2 separate regions of the Mus musculus genome follow, and region 1 is linked to region 2. Evidence: chromatin loops called from intact Hi-C (ENCODE). Cell type or tissue: left cerebral cortex. All regions are shown on one strand.

Region 1 (8,000 bases), 1.8 Mb before region 2:
AGTAATAAAGTTAAGATTATCTGAGACTTCTTCCAACCTCGCAAATCACTAGAAAGGCCTTTTGTGCTGAGGGTGAGGCTCCATACCTGGTATAGAGCAGCCAAGGTGGATGCACATCTGTCCAGAGCTGTTCCTGGTTGTGGGCTGGTGCAACTCAGTCTCTCTGTGGGTTCTTTGCCCCCAGAAGGCAGGACCAACTCCCTCACACCATGGCAGCTGGGAACCAACCAACCAAAAAAAAAAGAAGCAGCACACAGGGTTTCCTCAACACAGCCTTGGCATCTAGCCAGCCTGTCAAAGTATCACTTCTGCCATGTCCTCTGGAGTAAAGCTAGGAGGTCAGCTAGCCTGGATCTTCATCCTTTTAGAGGGTTATGCATGCTGACAGTAGAACTCAGGGCCTGTGCATGCTAGGCAGGTGTTTTGTCTCTGAGCCACACCCCCAACTCAGCTTCCACACCTCCAGCTCAGTCTCCTGGTCTTGGTGGAGCAGGAAATGCCGAGTACACACTGGAGGAGGAAGTGTTGGTGGGTATCTCTCAGACCACCTGGCAGAGTCTGCCCTTTCTCTTACCTATAGCTTTATGTGTTCAACTAAAATGTGCTCTTTTATAAGTCTCTTTTTATTAGCTTGAGTGCTTCCTTATTTATTCGAGCACTATGTAACCTTCTGTGTTCCATTGTTTTGTTTCTGGCCCTAGCCTAGCTTTTGGTTTGATTTGGTTTCTTAAGGTGGAGACTAGCAATGTTGTTCAGGCTACTCTCAAACTCATGGTCTCCAGGGTGTGATCTTTTTGCCTTGGACTCGTGAATAGCTGGGACCCCAGATGTGCACCACTGTGCCCACTTGCCTAACTTTTGAATTAAGGACAAGTGCTTGGCTGAGGGCAGGACATATGCCTGTGCTAGTTGTTGGCACCGCCTTCCTCCTCAGCAGCTTGCCCACAGTATCCCCTCCAAGGAAACTACCTATCTACAGCTGTCATTGCCAACAGGAAAAAGTCTTTGCCAGCCCGAAGAACTCCACAAACCAGTTTTCCAAAGTCTCCGACCTCTAGTGTTTATTTTTTTTATTATTTATTCACTTCTTAAGTATTTGGTAGAGACACATTTCTTTTTACTCTTGATTATTCAGTAACAAAAACTTGAACTTCATGACGGAGCTGATGGTCAACGAGGCCCAATGTGATATGGACATTGATTTATTCTTTCCCATAGCTTCCCACCACCTGGAATCAGCAAAGGGTCCCAAGGAAGTGGTACCTGCCCTGGCAGAGGTCAGCAGCTGGTAACCAAAATATTGTTACTGGACTCAGGCCTTCATAGCACCTCCTTTCCTGTTTGAAGGCCCCCAGGGTTGCTCATCAGCCCTTTAGCCCGCTGCGGGTGATTTATGTGTGTGTGGCATGGTTGTACAGGCCCACACCATTGGGAGAGGGCTTTACTCTCAGAAGGTCTCCTAAGGAGGAAAGCTTTGACTTCAATCTATGGTATGCTGAACCAACTGACGGTTCATCCACACCATCTGTGAGCTGCTTCGCTCTTATGACCACTTAGACGCGTTCCCAATCTTATCTCAGAGCGCTGCCTGTGTCCCAGGTCCGGAGGCTGGGCCAACCGTGTACTTGCAGCTTCTGTCGCCAGCCAGAAAGTTATTTGGTCTGTAAAAAGAGATCGCAGAAACCCAGGAAACTGAAGCCGAGAGCGCGGGCTAGCCCCGGACTGGGCGCACAACAAAACCTAGTTCTACCCACCTCCCGGAGTCCCTGTCCAGGAGGGAAGAGGTGGGAAGGGGCAGGCTCAAGGAAGCTGCTTCTCCGGGAGAGAAGTAGTGGGTGGTGGCCGCGGGGGCGGAGCCGGGGCGGGGCCGTGGAGACTCTTAGGGGCGCTCAGGCTACCGCACCCGCGTGGGGCGTCGGGCGAGATGGCGGCGCGCAGCCTCGGCAGCGGTGTGGGGCGACTGCTGCGTGGCCTGCAAGGGCGCTCTGGACAATCGGGGTGGTCACTGAGCGTGTCCCGCTCGACCGCCACCCGACTCCCGGGCTGCGTTCCTGCAGCAGCGCAACCAGGCTCGTACCCCGCGTTGAGCGCTCAGGCAGCCCAGGAGCCGGCCGCCTTCTGGGGGCCGCTGGCCCGTGACACACTAGTTTGGGACACTCCTTACCATACTGTCTGGGACTGTGACTTCAGGACGGGCAAGATCGGCTGGTTCCTGGGAGGCCAGTTGAATGTGTCTGGTGAGTGCCTTGCTGGGTCCAGCTCATTTTCGCCGAGACTCGGGAGGCTCCAGTCAGTAGCAGCTGCCCCCAGGCCTTGGCTCTTTTCTCCAGAATGCTTCACCACCCACCCTAATCCTTGGGTCACGTCACTTTGTTCTGTATTCCACCGGATCTAGAGACTGCAGCTGGCGAAGCAGCAGTTACCCTCCCAAGTCTGCAGCGCTGTCTCTAGCGGGAAACTGGGGATACCCGGTTTAACCTCAGAGTGTTCTACCCTAACACAGATTCTAGGGGGCTTTGTCTTCAGACACAAAGCTTAGGACCCCAGATAGGCCTAGATGGAGAGAGCCCATGCTCCAAGAGTCCAGGCTTTTCTGACTCAGGGCCCCCAGATCAGCAGGGTAAACGCAAAGTACATAGGTTGCTATCGGCAACTGCAGGTGCTAGGGCTCGAGGCTCCCCTGAGGACAAACCTTGCAGTGTAAACAGAGCTTGGTGGGTGCAGGAAGAAGAAAGTGTCAGCCCCTGGGAGGGAACTGCTTATCTCCTCCGGTTGGGGTATGTGGGCAGGAAGTTCTCGGTCTAAGAACTGCACCCCAAAAACAAACGTCTACAGTGTCAAAGGCAGGTGTAACTTCAGCTCTCCGGAGTCTGAGTCAAGAGGAGCTGAACTCAAAGCCAGCTTGGACTATGTACCAGCCTCCCCCTTGATCTCTAAACGAGACACATCAGTCACTCTAGCTGTCAGTTTTCTGATGAGCCCGGATTCTGCTGAGGGTGGAGGCAGGGAAACACACGGAGGAGCCGAGAACTGAAGGAGGGGTTGGACTGAGAGGGGCTGGACAGACAGGCTGTGTCTCTGGTGCACAGCAGAGGGTTGGGAACTTTTGCATTCCTGTGGGATGGGAGCGAGGGTTGGATGGGTCAGAGATGCGTAAGGGACGAACTGAAGGTCTTTAAGACGAGGTGGCAGGTGATGCTTTGTTTAAGGACCAAAGTTAGAGGTGGAATCTGGTGTCTGCAGTTTCACTACCTCTTCAGCTTTGGTGCGTCTCAATCGCCCCATTTGTAAAATGAGAAAGCAATACTCACCTCTTATGCTGTCTGTACCGCAGTGCTGGGGGTGGGGATACAGTAACCTGTCCAGGCTTACTGGTGATCAATAAGCTGTAGCAGTTCTGATTTAATATATTCAGAAATTATAGGGTCTGTTTTTATTTATTTATTTATTTATTTATTTATTTATTTATTTATTTATTATATGTAAGTACACTGTAGCTGTCTTCAGATACTCCAGAAGAGGGCATCAGATTTCATTACGGATGGTTGTGAGCCACCATGTGGTTGCTGGGATTTGAACTCGGGAACTTCGAAAGAGCAGTCAGCGCTCTTAACCACTGAGCCATCTTGCCAGCCCCCTGTTCTTTTTTTAAAGCACAAAACTTTAAAGAAACTTTGGACAAGTCATTTTTCCCCCGTATATTATATCACTTGACAAGTTTAATCTAAATGAGTCTTTTACTAGATAAGTGTTGCCTTTAGACTTGAGTCAGCAAATTCTTCAACTTGGGTTAAGAAGTTCTTGCGTTTGCAGAAAGTGTCCTTCAAGTGAGTATAGCAGTTTGCAGAAGGAAGGGGGCAGAAAGTGTGCGGCTTCTTTGGAAACCTCTCCTCCCTTAAGAGGTCAAGGCCGCTGGGACGACCAAGCTTGTAGCTGATAAGAAGTGGTATCAGCCTTATGGTGAGGCTTGGGTGTGGTCTTCTAGGAATTCTCTGGCCTCTATTCTTCTACTATTAGAGCTGTGTGAGCCAGACAGAGTTTGAACTTCGCCAAACTGACATGCAAGAAAGCAGCTTCTCCAAATGTCTGGCTTCCTATCTGTCAGCAGCATCTTTGCCCTTTGCCCGTTTCTGCAACCTCCAGGGGTTACAGTGTGAACAGGGAACAGACCGACTGCAGCTGCTCTGGGAGCCACTTAGAGAGTTGTTAAGTCATTGGGCTGTTTAGGCCTGATCTGTTTATGTGTGATAATGACAACTTGTTCCAAAAATTTGAGTGGCACTATTATCCTTCCAGTGATCTTCAGGCTAATGCTTTTCAAAGGTCCAGACCAATGCTGCTGGACCAGGAAGCTTTTAGAGATGCAAATTCGGGGGCCCACTCTAGACTCTTAGGTTTAGAAACCCCGTGGCTGGGTGTCTTCCAGCTGTGATTGACAGGCCCTGCAGGTGCTTGGCACAGCACACACAGCACAGTTTGGTGGTTTCAGCTGGGTCTTTTGGGCTACACTGAGGTCTTAATTCTTACTTCATTGCATTTCACATGTTTCCTTATATTTGACCTAAAGAGAGCAGTGTGTCCTGGAATATTATTGTAGTTACCATTGTTCCATACTCTAATTTAGCTGTACTGCTGGATAATGACCCTTTTATTATCCTGAGGTCTTAGGTCAGGACTCTCAGGGCCCACGGGGGTCTACTCTCTCCCCTTCCCTGATATCTCACCTCCTGGTTTGAGGCCTGAGTGGTGGGTGCTATGCTTAGAATATGGTTCATCCCCTAAGCTCCTCAGTAAAGTCCCCTTGTCAGCTATTATGAGGGAGGTAGCTAGGATTGGGAGAGGTTATCCGGGCTGAGATAAAAGGTTCTGATCTTGGTGTTTTATAAGAGGGAGTGGCCAGAAGAGATAATGGATGTCTCATTCCACGTGATGCTCTGCCTCATTTTAGGGCACACTCATCAAAGACAGCATTACCAGACACAAGCCTTTGAACTTCTAGATGCATGAGCTAAATAACTGTTTGTAAAAATAGCCATCCTCTGTTATTTCATCAAGGTTCCTGAGAATGGATTGTACAGTTGTGATAAGTGAAATTTCAGGCTGGGCTCAACTGAAACATGTCCTGCAAACCACACAAAGCATCTCATGGTATAATGGCTAGGTTCATGGAAGGTTCTGTGTCCTGAGGGTCAAGAGACTCAGGTAGGAATGAAGGCTCCTGCTGAGCAGGCTGTCTGGGGTGGGGAGGGTACTTGGTTGCCGTTGTTGCCCCATCAGATGATGTTCTCAGCACACGCAGCCGGGGCTCTTGCTAGGATTAGGTGAGATTAAAGCTCTTGACACTGTTCTTAGCACAGTGCAGCCCTAACCACTCATCGCTGTTAATTATTAATGAAGCATTTGGGGAAGCAGTGACCTTGGTTTGTCCTTCAGGAGGCTGCTGAGTATTGTGCCCATCTGAAACAGACCCTGTTGCAGGATATTTGATCACACTGTGAACCCTGAGATTGTGTTATTTACTGAAAAATACCTGTTTCTAGTCCGGGTGTGGCCTAGCCTTTAGCACACACCTTTAATCCCTCTGGCTGGAATATACACTCTTAATCCCAAACAATGAAGGTAAAGTTAGTTTGTAGAAGGAAGCACCTATGTTTGAAAGTGACATTTAATTGAGTGGCAGACAAAGTGACCAACTGGAGAAAAATTTGACATGATAGGATCTGTCCAATTCTCATGAGAAGAGAGAAGAAGGGGAAGCTACTTAAGAGAGCAGTGCAGAGAGAGAGAGGGTGGAGAGGGAGGGAGGCAGTTTTACCAGGACACTTGTACAGGGACAGGTTGCAGAGAGATAACAAGCTAGACATAGGTGAAGACAGAACAAGCCAGAGAATGAGGAGGAGCCAGAAGAGTCAAACAACTTGCTAAAGTCAGTATGAGGCCAAAGAGAGCAATTCAGTTAGAAACTAAGAGAAGCCAGATTGAATCGGTCATCTTGGAGACAAGTTTGAGCTAGAACAGCTGAGTTGACCAGCCAGCTAGAGTTCAGAAAGAGCTAGAAAGCGTGAGCTTGTTTAGCAGTAAGTCTCAGATCTACTTTGTAGATCAAGCTGTTCTGGAATGCAAAGAGATTCATCTGCCTCTGCCTTCACCTCCTAGTACTGGGATTAAAGGCATATTGCCACTATGCCTGGCTGGAATAAACTAATTTTAACTTTAACTATCCATTGAGAGTCTTCTTGGGTGTTTTTGTTTGGTTGTTTTTTGTTTTTCTGTTTTTTTGTTTTTTCTTTTGGGAATGGAGCCCAGAGTCTCACAGAGGCTAGGCTGGTACTCTGCCACTGAATGCCACTAAGGCCTCTAGATACTTTAGGAACACCGCACAAACAGAAGTCACGTTGCTGATGCTTTCCTCGATGGCTGAGATGATGGCAGATAAAGCTGGTCGAACCTTTTAAGGAACTCCAAATGAAAACGCAGCTCCAGTTTCATGAGGCAGAGCTTCTGGAAGAATCTGAATTCTTCTCCGTCGTCAGAAGCGTGACTTGCTTTAAATAGCAGCTGCTTCTGGAAAGTTGGCAAATATAGCTTTTGGAAGGAAAGTTCTCACAATGTGCCAGGGAAATTCGCTATTTAAAGAAAGCCATTGTGAATCCTCGTGTACTTATTAATCCCAGTTCCTTTTCATGACGCTTGAAGCTTTGTGTGCTGGATTCACTTACATCTGAGCTGGGTGTGGGTGTGTGTGTATTTAAACAACCAATCAGAGCTTTTTGGAGCAGGGGTGTGGTTTCGTAGTTGTACAGTTAGTTAGCCTGTAGGAAACTCTACATTCCGTTCCTTGTGCTATAAGGTTGGGGGTGGGAGTTTGAAAATTCCTACATTATTGTGTGCCACATCTTTGTAATAGAAGTAATAACACTTGTAATTTGTGTGTGTGTGTGTGTTGTTAATAAAACTAAATCTCTGATCCACTAACAAGCATTAATGGAACTGCTCATAAGACTGTGTTAGGATCTGGGCTGGGCTGCTGTGTGCTACAGTTACCGAGAAGGAGCCCCATGGCTGAGCAGATACCCTGTTTTTAAGGGCCATATCTCACTCTTAATGATGCAAACATGGAATGGTCCTGTTGTATAGATGGAGACACAAAGGCCCAACCTCAGAAACAGTGGAAGATGCCCACTGTCATAGCACCCGAGCGACACAAAGAGATAGATGATAAATCTGCTGTTGGAAGAACTACTATGATGTGCTCTGACACGGTCAGTTGGACAACACTTAGTCTCATAAAAGATATCAAGTATCGAAAGCTGCCTTTTGTAGCCAGAGAAGGGCTGAGAACTCACAGTAGAGATCAGAAAACGAATTGGCTGTTTCAGCCACATCCCTTGAAAGGTAGGAACAGGAAGACAGGACCATGTGAAAACAATGGACAGCTAACTCACCAAGGCTGTGTGTCTCCTTTTCCGAATAAGCACATAGGCGGGAGAACTTCATCACAAGGCACACTGAAAGTTTGGTTTCAACTTTTGTGCCTCTGATCTTGATTTCTCCAAAGGTCCGATGAACAGCCGTGTTTCAGCTTGGCGATATGAACTTTAGCATGAACAATTCCGTTTTGATTTTTAGTCTGGCCTGTGCTAGAGCTTAGACCAAAACAATGGTCTCCTGTTAATTTTGCTTTGACAGAGTGAAAAAGTGCATCTGTACTGGGGTGATGTGCTCAAGGTACCCACATGGCAGGTGAAGAAGGTCTGTGGCTCTCCACCAGTCCCCAGGAGAAAGGACTCTGGGCACAGTAAGGAAGTGTTACATGGAGTAGGCCAACTGAGAAGTGGGAGGACAGAGGCTCACTGTGTACAGGGGACTTAGAAGGCTTAAAGTAGGAGGTGGGGTTTGAGCTCTGCCTTCAGTTGTGCTGGGCCCCGGCCCAATTCCTCTTGAAAATGCTGGAAGGTGGAAAGTTCTTGTCTCACGGCCCATTCTTTGGATTGAGTTGC
Region 2 (8,000 bases):
TATGCATGCAAATGAGTGGAGCTAGAACAAATCATCCTGAGTGAGTTAACCTAAGCCCAGAAAGACAAAGGATGTACTCATTCATAAGTTGATATTAGCTGCCTAGTAAAAGATGATCATGCTACAATCCACAGACCCAGAGAGGCTAAGCAACAAGGGTGGCTTAAGGGAGCAATCAACGATCTCCCCAGAAAGGTGAAATGGAATATATTTCGCAGGTAGACAGGAGAAGTTTGAGACTGGGAACAGTAGGCATCAGCAGAAAGGAAGAGAGGGAGAAAATACTGGGAGAAATGACTGAAATTGGAGGCATTTCAGGGGCGAGGTGGAAACCTAGTGCACTAGAAACTCCATGGAATCTATGAGAATAGCCCTAGCAAAGACTCCTGGGAATGGGGGACATGGGGCCTGAATTGACCATCAACAAGAAGGCCTCAAGTAGAGGGATCGGGACATCAACCCAGCCACAACACTTGCAAACCGGGCTGGAGAGATGACTTAGCAGTTAAAAGCACTGATTGCTCTTCCAGACATCCTGAGTTCAATTTCCAGCCACTACATGGTAGCTCACAACCATCTGTAATGGGATCTAATACTCTCTTCTGATGTGTGCAAAGACAGCTACAGTGTACTCGCATATATAAAACAAATAAATAAATTAAAACAAAACAAAACAACAAGAAAAATAAACCTTTCCACCTACAGTTTGCCCTGCCTTCAGAGTGTGCTAGGATAGGAGCCTAGCAGAAACCTCATCAAAGAGACCAGAGAGACTTCATCCAGCACGTAATGAGGGCAGATGGAGAGATCCACAGTTAAACATTAGGAGAAGCTCGGGGAGTCCTGCTGAGGAGGGAGATGTAGTATTACTGAAACCCAAGGGATTTGGGACCCACCAGGAAAACAAGACCCACAGAATCAACTGATTCATGGGAACTTGCAAGATTAGGAAATCTGAAGGTGTCTAATCTAAGTTTTCTACATATATGTTATAGTTTAGTAGCTTTGTGTTCTTATAGAAATCCTAACAGTGGGAGCAGGGACTGTCCCTGACTCTTGCATAATTGTGGGACCCTTCCCCTCCTATTGGGCTGCCTTATCCAATCATGATATGATGGTATGTGCCTGGTCTTATTGTAGCTTGCTATGCTGTATTTGTTTGATGTCCCTGGGAGGTCTGCTCTTTTCTGAGGTGGGAGTGGAAGATATCTGGGGGGAAAAGACTGAAGGGGTAGTGAGCAGAGGGAGGGGATACCATGATTAGGATGTGATGTATGATAAACGAATAAAATAAATACTATTAAAAATATAACCTCCACGTGATCTCAGTGTGGTTAAAACACATGTGTACTCACAGACAAATGTGTGCACATGAAGGCACATGAGCACACATACCCACATACAAATTCACATGCATGTTTGTAACTTACCTCCTGTATGTTTTTATTTTTTATTTGTTTTTATAATGAAAATGCTTTAATTTTTTTTAAAAATGTATTTTTATTTTCAAATGTGGGGGAGGAGTTGGGAAAACTGCTCAATGTTGGATTAAATGAAGTTTTACTCCAGTTTTAGTGTTTCTAGATTTAATTTGTATCATGATTTTAAAAATGGGGGGTTGGGGAGAGGAGAGGAAATTATTCCAAGTGAAATGGAAACAAGAAAAAGAGAGAGCAGTGAAGACAGCCAAGAGACATGATCAGCTATGCCCAGACTTTTCAGGAACCCAAGGATAGAACATCCCAAGAGTCTTTGCAAAAGGAAACTCATGATGGTAATCAAATATAAAGACATGTGTAGCTCATCAACATGGCACTTCTAAAAACATCACAATGAAGTGAAAAGGGCCAGACCTGAATGCCAATATACTATACAATTCCAGTGATGAAAACATGAGGCAAAATAAACTATGACAGAGATGGAATCAGTTGTTGGGATGGCTGGTGAATATCCGAACTGGCTGGAGGGGTAGGGAAGGGCCTCTCTGCATCCCATGGGAGTTGGGTGGCACCAGGGTACAGTACACCTCTGCAAGATTTGGTACAAGTGCACTTAAGATCTGCACATTTTGAGACAGGTTTACAACAAATGAAAACACTGCAAACAAATACCCAGCTGTAGTTAGGGACAAGTAGACTCAAGTGATTAGGAGTAGGATATATTGGTGTCTGCAACTGCAAAGTGTATCCAGTGAAAAATGCATTTCACAATAGGAAGAGAATGATAGGTGGACAGACAAGCCGAAAAGTTAATTCAGTCTAATATGAATGAATGACAGACTGATGGATATAGATGTTTAGATTTCTTATGACCTTGTTGTAGTTTTAAACTATTTCATAATAAAATGAAGGAAAATGCCCCCAGATACTAGCTTCCACAGCAGCCTGCTCTTTCCTCCCTCCTTCCCATCTGCCCTCTGCCTTCCCCTAGTCTCCAAGTAGGAATATTTCCACCGTGAGTTCCATAAGACTAGAGTGATAGAGCAAATAGCTTCGTTTAAACTTCAGAAGGACTTCATTTCTGGCTTTAGCAAAGGAGACGAGATCAAAGGAAGTAGGAGAGAGTAGCACCTTAACTCTAAACTCAGTAATAAAAGCAGAGAATTACAGGCAAGGAGCTGAATAGAAGGGGTTAAGGGATGGAAAAATTGGGAAGACATTCATTAGTAGAGCTTTCCAGATAATGGGACTAAGATTTTTAATAAAAACAGTATAGGGACATTGAAAGAGGATGAAAAACTACATACTGATGGTCAGATATGAAGAGTGAAGTCTCTATGAACTCACTTAGCAGGACTCTCTGCTGAGCCTGAACACTCCCGGTCTAGTACTGTCAAAACAGGAGGTCACAGCCTGATAGAGAAGGCCATAGCAAAGAAAGGTCTTCCACACGGGATCCAGCTACCTAGTTAAGGTAAAGGAGGCAAGGGCACTTGAAGGAGAACAACAGTGCCCTGGTAACATCAGACCTCTAGCCCCAAAATTCAGGAATCCACTGAGCATGTCTGAGATAGGGCAGGAGTTATTTTCTCTGACACCCTGTTAAAGGGGCCAAGTTTCAGTTGCACAGCACTGAGAGGCAGACCGTCAGCCTGTCTCATGGGTTAGACAGAACTTCTGACCACCTGGGGATCAATCCTGAAAGGAATTGTCACCTCAAGCCAGCCATCCTGTTTTCCTCTTGGTGGGAGCTTGTAAGCTGAAGCCCAGAAAAATGGGTGGAGCATCCTGCTGCTCCAGCCAGCTGCCTGTGTCCTCAGAAGTCCTTTCCCTATGCCTCTCCACTAGGCTGTAGTAAATCCATCCCTGCCTCTACTCTTGTAAATAGTCTGAGAATAAGAAGCAACCTGAACTCAAGACTAGCAGAATAGACAGTATCTACCTTCCTGTGAGTTGTAAAACAGTCAGATAGAAAACACTAGACACTGCTCGCCCACATCTCTCTACATGGAATACATCACAGTTTCCAGTGATAAGGGATCAACCCCACCCCAGCCCTAACACTGCAATGAAGCTCGAGCACAAAACCTGGAAGCACCCATCACACCATGAATTGGTAATAGGAAAAGGAGAGAAGGGGGAGAATACAGAAGTGGGTGCACAGGGGACTTCAGAGCCCAACCTCTAAGAGCCTCAGGCACTCTATAAGGGAAGCTTCAGGTTCTCCTATTATAAGAGGAGCCCTGTGGCTCAGCTCTTGGCTTCCTGCTTTTCTCAGAATGTCTGGAATGTCAGTCGTTTATCTGGAAACTGCAGGCCCCAGGACACAAACTATTCTTTCATGCTGAGCTGTGACCACTGAAGCCTGCCATCTCTTTGCCACTTCTAGCCCTGCCTCCAAGTGAGCTAGATGAAGAATAAGCAGACTTTTTAACCCAAGAGTTGTCTCACTTTCCACCTCTTACTGCACCTAACTGGAAGCTGTCCTTACAGTTCCTGAAAGTACACTTCTGTAGTGTCTGACCCTTGGGGATCAGAGGTACCACTCACAGGTCACCTACTCTCTCAAATAATTCTGAGCCAACCGTATAATAGAGATATGGCAGGCAGTATGGTCACAGAGGTCAACATGCATATCACTTCTCTCCAACATGCTCCCATCCACATTAGTCCACCTTGGACCTTCTTTCTAGTGAGAAATGATGGGATAAGGAGGGTTCTCCCTGGTTCAACTCACTCTCTGTAAAACAATGGTCCTGAGATTAGAGCCCCAGAAAAATCCAATGTCTACCCAGCATTCTGCTCAGAGAGACCTGGCCAGATGCAGCCCTCTTTCCTATCTGTCTGTCAGTCTGCCTCCCCTTTTCTATTTATCTAGGAAAATATCACATACAGGTGTTTAACGATTTCCACTTTACAAATGACAATTGCTTTTCTTGCCGCAGGTGCTTTATCTTGTAGGGCAGCATAAACATTATTACTCTGGTACTCATAGTGGGGTTAGGTTATAGCAATGCCTCAGGGTCCCCTATTCTAATCCTTAACATAAATACTCATTAGTGACATTGTTAGTATCTGTTAGATTCCTGCTGATAGGGTCTAATCCAGAGCTCAGACCCAAGGTCAGAGCAGAGATGTCACTAAGTTACCAGTACCTACCACCCCCAATATAATCCTTCTTTGTATCCTTTGAGAGCCCAGGACCTTCCAGTGTTCCTCTCAAAACCAGATACCTTCACTACCAGCTCATTTGTCACAGGGGCATTTTCAAGTACAGAACATAAGAGAGTGAGGTTGAAAGAAGAAATAAAGTCAGCTATCTGCATAGAACTCAACTCAATCCTGTCTACTCCCAGTGGTGCATAGTGAGCATGGGCTTGCTTGATCCTGAGCTGGAGGGTGTGTCTGCCTACACAGTATCCACTTGAACATATATTCTACCTGAAGAGAAAGGGAACTAAGAATCTGGTTAAGGAAACAGTGCAAAGGAACCTCATGGTGCTTCTGCCCCAGAGGGCCAGACACTGCTCTCACTACATGTTTACAGGAAGTCCAAGAATAGACAGAAAAATGAGCCTCCAGGGACAGATGGACTGGCAAGGGTCCAGTGGGCACCAACACGGACCAAAAAGGCACCAGGGAACTTTACAAGGTCAGCCACATGTGCTGAATTTGTGTGCACTCATTGAAATTATTTTATACACATAAAATAAGTCATATGTTAACAATACCTCACTCCTGGTAAGTCAGTGGAAACTATGTAACCTTCCAATCAGAGGGAAATCACAGACCCACAGTGAGGCTCCCTTAGGGGAGCAGCTCGAATAGACCTTGTGCTTGAATGTTCATCCTCAGCTGCCTGCCCTCTCACTAGCTTGTCCCATAGCCCTCAAGCCCCAGCCTTCCTCTAGCATCCACACAGCTGCCAGAGTTAGAGTCCTGGCCCTACCCCTTCCCTGCTTATGTAAACTTACCCCTTGCCAGTGTTCCTTGTTTCTAAACAGAAAAGCCCTGTTGGACCTCATCACCTAAGCAGGGGTCATTCCCTCTGACTGGTGCTATCTCCCTGGTCTAGGTGGAACTCCTCGACTGTTTGAATCCCAAAGGGATCTTTCAACTAATATCTACTGGCACCCATCTCTTGCTCCCCCTATCTCACTTTCTACAGAGCATTATAATCATCTGATCTTAATTATTGATCACCTCCCATACTACCACTAGCACAAACCTTAAACTTTAAAGCTTAAACCTTATGCAGTACTATAGCCACCAGCATCAGCAGTTAGCAGATGTGGAAAGGGGGGTCAGACTGAGTGAACATTGGTCCTAAATGTTACAAATATACACAGACTCTAAAGGATTACTATACACATTAAGGAATATAATCTGTTTCCTTAAGAGTTATTATTATATATTGAAATTACATTTGATAGGTTAAATAAAACGTATTAAAGACTTCAATATTTGGGTTTTGTTATCACTGATTTGTCTGTTTGTTTTTTAACAAGAGGGTCTCACTGTGTAGCCCTGTCTTCTCCTCCTCCTCCTCCTCCTCCTCCTCCTCCTCCTCCTCCTCCTCCTCCTCCTCCACCTCCTCCTCCACCTCCTCCCCCTCCCCCTCTCCCTCTCCCTCTCCCTCTCCCTCTCCCTCTCCCTCTCTCCCTCCCTCTCCCTCTCCCCCTCCCTCTCCCTCTCCCCCTCCCCCTCCTCCTCCTTCTTCTTTTTCTTCTAAGATTTCACTGTGTAGCCCTTGCTGGCCTGGAACCAGAGATGTAGACCAAGCTGGTCTTGAACACAGATCTACCTACTTCTGCCTTCCATGTACTGGAATTAAATACATGCGCCATCATACCCAGCCTCATACCGTAGTTTTTAACCTGTCTACTAGGAAGCATAAAAGACACATGGGTTCATCTTAGATGGATATACTGGGCAGCCTGTTACAATATCCATTCGGGGCTTGGCCTCCTGTGGTATCTCCAGGCCCTAGAGTGGCCTGGTCTAGGAAGAAGCCTAGGATGGTTTCTTTAAGGATAATGAGTAGTTACACAGAATGCTGCACACTTCCCCACTCCCCCAAGATCAATTTATTTTCCTTTGACAAGTATCTTAGGACAGGGCCTTCAGGAAAATGAAATAATAGCCCTGCTCCGAGCATTCCCACATAGTGACCCTGCTCTCCATCAAGTGATCGAGGCTGAACTTTGAAGATGCAGGAAATTAAAGACTCGTTGCCCTTTTCCTTTCTGGAGAAACAGGGTTCAGATGTCACTGGCATTTTAGGGTCCAGAGAGCAATGACCAACTTCTCTGGTGAAACCACACTTCATGAAACAGGGAACTTGGAGTAAAAGGGGAAGCTGTGGAAAAGGGCACAGAAGAGGAACTGGTAAGAACAGAAAGCTAAGAGTGAAGAAGGAAGGGAGAGGCGGGGCAGGGATGGGGGAGGGGAGGCTCAGCAGGGAATGGGAATCTGGCAGCTCTTTAAGAGGTATCTGACCTACAAGGCAAGAACAGACTAGCAGCTGACTGAAGCAGAGGGAGGGCGGGGCCGTTCGGAAGAGGAGGCGGGGCCCGCTAGGGGGCAGACGGAAAAGGGAGGGTGGCCGCCGGAAAAGGAGGAGCCAGGAGAGGCGGGCGGGTCCCTAACGCTCGCATTTGGGTAAAAGTCGCACGGAGTAGCAGCGTCTGTTCTGCACCAACTCAGAGTCTTGTTGGAGCTTTATCCCTTTGTCCTAGCCAACCATGGCCAGCCCGCTGCGCTCCTTGCTGTTCCTGCTGGCCGTCCTGGCCGTGGCCTGGGCGGCGACCCCAAAACAAGGCCCGCGAATGTTGGGAGCCCCGGAGGAGGCAGATGCCAATGAGGAAGGCGTGCGGCGAGCGTTGGACTTCGCTGTGAGCGAGTACAACAAGGGCAGCAACGATGCGTACCACAGCCGCGCCATACAGGTGGTGAGAGCTCGTAAGCAGGTACGTGTCCCTGCTGTCCCCTGCTCTCCCGACGTCTCCAGGCCGCTCCCACCCAGGCACCCCTAGCTAGGGCGCGGTTTGCATCTGCAGTTGTTAATCAACACCTTTGCTTCTTATGGGAGCGGTCCTCTCTCTTCCTTTCTTCTCTGGTCTACTCATTGTGTTAACATTCATCTTTTGTTTATTCTGGAACTCAGAAGAGCCCAGCGGGTGGGCCTCCTAGCTCTGTTTCCAAAAGGCCACCCAGAGAAGGTACTAAGGATGTAGGTCAAACGCTCCCTGGGCGGAGCTCACCTCCCTTAGCCGCCTGGGGTCAATGTCAACTGCTAATGATCTGGCTTCACTTAATCGCGCTACTTGAAACTCATTCTGACAGACGGCAGATTTCACCCCATCCTTCCAGTAAACACTTGGCCATGTTCCAATCTCCTTGCTCTACTCAGGAGCACGTGTACGTGGGTGTGTGTTTATAGTCACTTATTTTTGTGTATACTTTCAGAGTCAACACTTCCGGAAAACAAGGGCATTCTCTACATACCCAAGATTCCATTTGGAAAATTGGGAACCCACGAACACTCAGGTCCTTCACTCA

The links. Peaks named below come from ENCODE experiments on the same cell type or tissue, not always from the same donor. Only the 100,000 strongest peaks of a DNase experiment are listed, where the experiment ranks them.
Region 1: it touches region 2 in a loop (3-fold over the local background); 2 of 42 quality-filtered maps call a loop at or near these places.

The regions. Positions count from the first base shown.
Region 1 is chr2:150,662,122-150,670,121 of GRCm38, reverse strand. It overlaps Acss1 (acyl-CoA synthetase short-chain family member 1), which reads left to right and starts at 1,882. Exons shown (of 14, transcript NM_080575.2): 1 at 1,882-2,237. The coding sequence starts at 1,925. E130215H24Rik (RIKEN cDNA E130215H24 gene) reads right to left here and starts at 2,628. Exons shown (of 2, transcript NR_040331.1): 1 at 2,165-2,628; 2 at 1,190-1,661. In left cerebral cortex, a CTCF peak has its summit at 3,447; DNase peaks (open chromatin) are centred at 2,878, 6,136, 6,598, 7,911 and 3 more places; H3K4me3 peaks cover 1,964 bases; H3K27ac peaks cover 4,591 bases.
Region 2 is chr2:148,874,561-148,882,560 of GRCm38, reverse strand. Cst3 (cystatin C) reads left to right here and starts at 7,049. Exons shown (of 3, transcript NM_009976.4): 1 at 7,049-7,408. The coding sequence starts at 7,184. In left cerebral cortex, a CTCF peak has its summit at 7,022 (motif pointing right); DNase peaks (open chromatin) are centred at 3,225, 4,995, 7,028 and 7,785; H3K4me3 peaks cover 1,464 bases; H3K27ac peaks cover 5,299 bases.